2 separate regions of the Homo sapiens genome follow, and region 1 is linked to region 2. A link is a contact called in ENCODE POLR2A ChIA-PET data. All regions are on one chromosome and are shown on one strand. The core of a region is the stretch at or near the end of the contact, and the rest is flanking DNA. Distances in the headings are between cores, read along the strand shown. Region 1 overlaps ERGIC1 (endoplasmic reticulum-golgi intermediate compartment 1). Region 2 overlaps NEURL1B (neuralized E3 ubiquitin protein ligase 1B).

Evidence for each region. ChIA-PET counts read pairs that join two places held with the same protein, here RNA polymerase II (POLR2A).
Region 1: POLR2A ChIA-PET joins it to region 2 with 13 read pairs in BJ. The contact joins two enhancer-like sites. POLR2A ChIA-PET finds 5 or more read pairs at or near these places in 2 of 52 experiments (BJ and WTC11).

Annotation. Positions count from the first base shown.
Region 1 is chr5:172,904,496-172,908,259 of GRCh38, reverse strand. The region is part of intron 3 of ERGIC1 (endoplasmic reticulum-golgi intermediate compartment 1); the gene reads right to left. Among named protein-coding and RNA genes, the nearest start is that of MIR10523, 8.7 kb to the left of the region's middle. RefSeq lists a silencer at 3,360-3,654 and enhancers at 2,477-3,676, 3,157-3,764. Within about 2 kb of position 1,644, at least 26 of the 41 ENCODE cell types and tissues checked have a DNase peak (open chromatin) inside an H3K27ac peak, as active enhancers do.
Region 2 is chr5:172,648,726-172,652,316 of GRCh38, reverse strand. All of the region lies in intron 1 of NEURL1B (neuralized E3 ubiquitin protein ligase 1B), which reads right to left. Among named protein-coding and RNA genes, the nearest start is that of NEURL1B, 9.3 kb to the right of the region's middle. Within about 2 kb of position 2,301, at least 6 of the 41 ENCODE cell types and tissues checked have a DNase peak (open chromatin) inside an H3K27ac peak, as active enhancers do.

The DNA of each region.
Region 1 (3,764 bases), core at 395-2,894, 260 kb before region 2:
CTGTGCCTGGCCTCCACCTCTCTCTTACAGGAACTCTTGTGATTTCATCCAGTCCACCTGGCTAACCCAGGATCCTCTCCCCATCTCGAGATCCTTAATGTAATCACATTTGCAAAGTTCCTTTTGAATGCAAGGTAACACGGCCACACACATCAGGGACAGGGACCTAGACATCACAGGGGGCAGGGGGTCATTATTCTGTCGACCGCATCGGCCATATTTAGGGGCAGGTGGCTCCACAGACAGCCATGTCACCTTGCTGTCAGCAGCACAGTGTTGGCATCTGTTAGCAATCCAAATTTGCTCAACAAATACTTTTTTGAGTACCTACTACCTGTCAGGAGCCAGAAGCAGCAATGAATCAGACAGATGCTGTCTCTACCTTCTTCAAGCTTATAGACACAAGAACCAGACATCACTCAGCCCCTAAATATGCTGCCACCCCCAACGCTGATTAGTACTTGACAGAAAGCTGCAGGGGGCCATGACAGGGACTACAGGGCCACTGACCTTTGGGGAGAAGGGGCTGGGAAGACCTCTCTGAGGTGTGATTGAGGTCTGGGGGATGCGTAGGCATCATCCTGGCAGCATGTGCAAAGGCCTGGAGGTTGGGGAGGGCATGGCTGCTTTGGGGAACTGAATGAAGGTCACCGTGGTTGCAGTGTAAGGAGGCTGCACGAGGCCTTTATACTTTTTTTTTTTTTGACAGAGTCTTGCTCTGTCCCTCAGGCTGGAGTGCAGTGGCGCGATCTCGGCTCACTGCAACCTCCGCCTCCCGGGTTCAAGCGATTCTCCTCCCTCAGCCTCCCAAGTAGCTGGGACTACTGGCATGCGCCACCATGCCTGGCTAATTTTTGTATTTTTAGTAGAGGTGGGGTTTCACCAGGTTGGCCAGGCTGGTCTTGAACTCCTGACCTCAGGTGATCTGCCTGCCTCGGCCTCCCAAAGTGCTGGGATTACAGGCATGAGCCACCGTGCCTGGCCGAGGCCTTTAGGCTTGATATGAGCACAGCCACGGGGTCAGGCTCGCACTCACACGGGCTCCCTCTGGCTGCTGCAAGGAAGACCCACTGGAGGGGCTGCTGTGCAAGAGGGAGACCAGGCAGGGGATGGCGGCGCCTTGGATGGGGTGGGATGGGAATGGAGAGGAGGAGGGCTGTAGGAACCCACGTAGAGCAGGCGGGACTTGCTGATGGATGGGACTGGGCGGAGGAGGGTGAGGTGAGGGGGGAATGCAGACACACTGCTGTGTTTCTTCCTGGACCCATTCTTTGGGCTGAGAGCCCTTGGAAGAGGAACAGGACCAGCAGGAGGGAGAGGTGCTGAGTGCCAGAAGCTGTGCTGAGCCCAGGTGTCTTGAGGCATCCCCAAGTAGCTGCTGGATGTCTGATGGCCGCATCTGATTCCCCGATAATGCCCCCCACCCAGAGGGAACCAAATCTAAAGGCCTGGCCTAGGGGGCGGCTGAAGGGGCAGTGCTTCAGGTGGCTGGGCTGTGGTTATTTTAAACATTTATTAGGCCCCTTGGGTCCAGTCCCTAGGCTATAAATAAAAGAGAACTGCCCTATCTAAGCAATGAAGACTCCAAGAGAGCTTTGTAAATGGCCACATCTTAGGGAAAGAATGAGTCAGACCAAGGCAAAGGAATTTCGTTTTTACTAAGACCACATCTTTGCGCCCCTAGCACCCGGTGTGATGCTGTTCACAAGGAACGGTGGGCTCTGAAAAGACACCTGGGGCTTCTCTGTGGGGCCCACAAGGATATTCCCAGAGACAAGAGTGCAACAGATGGGCCTCCACTCGTTAAGCTGGGGGAGGCCTACTACGTGCATTCATGCTGTCCCATGTGCGCCTGTGAAATGCCCTGAGCCCCATCTTAAAACCAGGGAACAGGCTCGGAGAGGGTGTGTCCCATCCCCGGAGTCACATGCTAGGAAATGGCCGAGCTAGAATCTCAACCCAGCCTTTCCACAGCTCAGGCTGCCTCCCAGCCCTCTCCTCAGCATCAGGGTCAAGGAAGAAAATGAAGGAGGGCCCTGGTCCTGGGAAGCCTTAGGATGGGAGAGGGGAGACACGGACCTGCGCTTGACCTTGCTTGTAGTGTTGGCCCCAATCAGAGGCCACCAAGAGCAAAGGAGCTGGAGGGAGAGAGGCAAACAGGAGCCCAGGAGGTTATGACAGACAGGACTAGCTGGATTTCCTAGGCCAAATAAGAATTCCTAACCCTAGCTGGGGAAGGTGACCACTCCCACCTTTAAACACCGGGCTTCTAACTCAGCTCACACCTGACCAATCAGGTAGTAAAGGGAGCTCACTGAAATACCAATTAGGCTAAAAGCAGGAGGTAAAGAAACAGTCAAATCAGCTATCGCCTGAGAGCACAGGGGGAGGGACAATGATGGGGATATAAACCCAGGCATTCGAGCTGGATTGGGCAACCCCCTTTTGGTCCCTCCTTTGTATGGGAGTTCTGTTTTCACTCTATTAAGTCTTGCAACTACACACTCTTCTGGTCTGTGTTCCGGCTCGAGCTGAGCTTTAGCTCGTGGTGCTGATCGCAGTCGTCACAGACCCACCGCTGACTTCCACCCCTCTGGATCCGGCAGGGTGTCCGCTGTGCTTATTCAGCGAGGCTCCCATTGCCGCTCCTGATCGGACTAGAGGCTGGCCATTGTTCCTGCGTGGCTAAGTGCCCGGGTTTGTCCTAAATGAGCTGCACACTAGTCGCTGGGTTCCACAGTTCTCTTCCGTGACCCACGGCTTCCAATAGAGCTGTAACACTCACCGCATGGCCCAACGTTCCATTCCTTGGAATCCGTGAGGCCAAGAACCCCAGGTCTAAGAACAAAGACCCGCCGGTAACAGGCCCGAGGAGGATCGGCCTCCCTACAGCCAAATGCTCTGCCTGGCCTTCAGCACCCAATTTCTACCCCAGCTGTAATGTGCAACTCTGGAGAGCTGTTGAGTAATGAAATTGCTGGGTGATTAACACACAGTCAACTAAGGAGAGCCTGGGCTTCCCTTCCCAGCCAGGAAGCTGCCTGAGACTCTTCCTTGAAGCAACTCACCTTTCCCACCTGGCGAGGCTGGGCCTCCGCACAGCACTGAGGGATTGTGGGATGATGTCATCCACTGGCAACCCTCTGGAGGTGACCTCAGCCAAGAGCAAAGTGAATCCCAGGTGTGGCGCCAAGGTGAGCTCACCCACAAGGCCCCAAGAAGCCTCTCCCAGGCGTGGGTCCCTGTCTTCCTAACCAGAATAAGCAGAGAACAGGCTCCGCAGGGCTAGAGGGCCACCCAGAACAAGGGGGCTGCGGTGCTGGGCAGGGACGGCCTGAGGCGCTCTGGCCAGGCTGGTTATGTAAGGCCAGAACTGGCTGCTCCCAGGCTCCTTCCTGGAGGGCCCCAGGCTGTGAGATAAACACAATTCAATCACCTGGGCTGCCTGATGAGGTCAATAAAGCCGCCTTCGCCTTCGTGTCCAAGGCAAATGTTCCAGGGCTGCTGGCTTCCTGCCACCCCAGCCAGCGCCACGAGCTCACCCACAACCACCCCATGGCAGGGGCCTGCCAAGGCTAACTAACTTCATTGGCTAGGGCTGAACTGATTTTAAAAGGCCAACGGGCTGCCAGAAATCAACCCACCTGGAAGAAAAGGAAATGTTTTTTGTGGATTCATTGTGGTTTGAGGACTTCCATGGGCCTGACTCCCCTGTCACCAGTGTGGGCAGTGGGAAGGCCTATGGGGGCAGTGGCAGACCGGTG
Region 2 (3,591 bases), core at 1,052-3,551:
TAAGGTGGTCTTCCAGTCGACCAGGTGTGGCCTGCATGGTAGCTCTTTTCCAGGATTCTACAGCCTGAAGTAATAAGTGGTGCCAAGCTCTCTCTCTGCTATATCCCCAAGTCCAGCACCCTGCGGGTCAGCCCCCGAGGGCCATCCAGCTTCCATCTCCCAACACTAAGTTCACTTCGTGTCTCTCATGACAGGGAAGAAACTTAGCCTTCCTTGGAGACCTGAAGGGATGCAGTGAGCTTAAGAACTTTCAAGAGCTTACCAATAAGTCAGCCCTTGTTCATCCCAGAGCGGATGTATGGTGGTATTGTGGTGGACCTTTACTGGACACTCCGCCGAATAACTGGAGTGGCACTTGTGTTTTAGTCCAGTTGGCTATCCCTTTCACCCTGGCATTTCATCAACCAGTGGGAGGAAAAACAAGACATCATAAAGCAAGAGAAGCCCTTACAGGTCTTTTGACTCTCACGTCTATTTAGATGCAATTGGAGTCCCATGGGGAATACCAGATCAATTTAAAGCCTGAAATCAAATAGCTGCAGGATTTGAGTCAATATTTTGGTGGGTGACAGTTAATAAAAATGTAGATTGGATAAACTACATCTATTACAACCAACAGCGATTTATTAACTACGCTGGAGATGCTGTTAAAGAAATAGCTGAACAAATGGGGCTACTAGCCAGATGGCTTGGGAAAATAGGATAGCCTTAGACATACTAGCAGAAAGAGGAAGAGTTTGCGTCATGATTAAAACTCAATGTTGCACCTTCATCCCAAACAACACCGCCCCTAATGGAAGTATAACAAAGGCATTGCAAGGTCTGACTGCTCTATCCAATGAGTTAGCCAGCAACTCGGGTAAATGACCCCTTTATAGGATGGCTAAAAAAGTAATTCAGTAAATGGAAAGGAATAATACCCTCAATTCTTATTTCCCTCGCAGCCATGATAGGTGCACTTATTCTTGTCAGGTGCTATGTCATACCATGTATCTGTAAGTTGATGCAAAGGCTCATAAAAACAGCACTTACTAAAACCTCACTTAACTATCCTCCACCTTATCCAGAGAAGCTACTGCTTTTGGAAAATCAAGCAGAACAACTAAGCCAAGACATGTTAAAAAAAGTTTGAAAAGAAAGCTGTAAGGAAATACAAGGGGAGTTGTTAGATATGAGTTCTAAATTTCTTTTCAAATAATTAATATGTCAGTATGTTCAATGCTTTGCCTTCTACTTTTAAACTTCCTCGTAAAGCAACCTTTTTCGATTATCTACTCCACCCTGACTCATTCCGATCATAGGCTCCATCCTAACTCATTCTGATCACCTGCTCCACTCTAACTCATTCAGATTATCTGCTCCATCATTCTGATCACCTGCTCCACCCTAACTCATTCCGATTACCTGCTACCTGCTCTGCCCTGACTCCCGCCAAAGCACTCACCCCATCATTCTCTTTAAATTAGCCAATCGGAATTAGTTTAGCCTGTGCGGTCTAATCCTAGCCAATAGGGGAACAACACAGCAGCAGGGGTCACGTGCGTCAGGGATACGAACCCCTTCCCCTCCCTTGTCCAAGTGTGCGCTCACCATTGCTCCATCTGTAAGGGCATACCCTTCTATAGAAGTAACTTGCCTTGCTGAGCATTAAGAAAATGTATATTTGAGTGCTATTCCTTTTGCGGCACCAAAACTTTGTGTATAACACAGCTCAGGGAGGAACAGACTTGCCCAGGATCATACAGCTTAGAGACAGTGGAACTGAGATTCAAACTTGGGACTGCCTCCAAACCCACCCTCTTTCCGCCACCTTTCTTGAGATTCCAGCGAAAGACCCCATTTGTAATCACCTGGTGACCTTGTGCCAGGCTCTGGTCCTCAGTATCCCCATCTGCCACGTGGGAGCTGGGACAGGGATTCTGAGCACCCTCTGGTCCTGAGAACAGAGCCCCTGAGTGACCTATCTGCAGGGCTGAAGTTCCTGCAGAGACATGGAAATTCCACTCTGCCATCTCCTGCCCTTGAATGGACCAAACTTTAAGGGAAGGGAAGCTTTTCTGAGACATGGAGATCTGCTTGTTTGGACTGGAAAGTTACCAGGCAGACCTGGCAATGGAGACACGGAGTACAGCGCAGACCCATCTCATAAATCCATCCTTGTAGCAAAAGGAAAGAAAATACGTGCCTGAGGGATGCAATTGTGATATAAACAATGTGTAATGTTGAGGATGTAAACAAAATACACTGTTTAATAGCTGTGGGCATTCTGCCAAGTGCCAATACTGCCCAAGACACCTCGACCCCACCCATTTCCCCAAATGGCTTAGTCATTAAAGAACTTTCCCCCCCTTGCCTAGAAGTGAGGCTAGCGGCCAGCTCTGGGTGGCCCTGAGTCCTGGTAATAAGATGAAAGGAGAAGAAGGGATGAGTTTGCTGGGTCTGTGGTCCTGGGATGGCTGTCCCAAACTCTGCTCAGAAACACCTGCCGCTATCTGAAAGTTCTGAGGCTGGGTGGACACAGGGAGGTATGAGAACTGGGCTGAGGCAGGTGACGTCACCGTCCTGTGCCTTATATGTCCTGATCTATAAAGTGGGGCTAAACCCTCTGCCATGCAGAACTGAAAGGGGGACTAAGTGAAAGATGTGAAGGGTGCCAGGCAGGAGTGGTGGCTCACACCTGTAATCCCAGCACTTTGGGAGGCCCAGGTGGGCAGATTACCTGAGGTCAGGAGTTCAAGGCCAGCCTGACCAACATGGTGAAAACCCATCTCTACTAAAAATACAAAATTTAGCCGGGTGTGGCAGTGGGTGCCTATAGTCTCAGCTACTTGGGAGGCTGAGGCAGGAGAGTTGCTTGAACCCGGGAGGCAAAGGTTGCAGTGAGCCAAGATTGCACCACTGCACTCCAGCCTGGGCAACAGAGCAAGACTCTGTCTCAAAAAAAAAAAAAAAAAAAAAAAAAAAAAAAAAAGAAGTGAAGGGCTTTGCAGGAGTTCGGCAGATGGGCGCTGGAAGGCATTCCCTGGAAGACCCCAGGGTCAAAAGGCGTCTTCGTGGATAATTCATCTGAGATGCATTGGATACTCCAGGGCCTCTGCAAGAACCATGTCAAGTCCCAGTTTGACTAATTACCTGTGTACTCCAGTGACAGGCACGTTCTCCCCGCTGTCCAGCTCCAGACAGTTCCCACAGTTAGTTCCTCCTTTGGTTGAATTGGAATCTGCTCTCCTTTGATGTCTACACACTGGTCATGTCTGCATTGGGTCCACCATGCACTTCCCCTTCAGGTCTGCAGGCAGCTCTCAGGCCACCACAGCCCCCGCAGACTATGCTGCTGGAGAGTCTTTGCTTCCCTGGGGATGGCATGGCCTTTGATTTGCTGCCCAGAAAGCCCTCAGGGCATCAGCTCTCCCCTGACCTGCCTGGGCAGGGAGTTGGAGATCTGCACACCAGACCTTGGGGACTATCTGCTGGGAATCCCCATGGTGAACCCACAGGCTGCCTGGAGAGGGCCCCCACCCTGCCATGCCTAGAGGTGCGATGTGAGACAAAGAAAAGTAAAAGAACTAGGTGAGCAATTAAAAATGAACC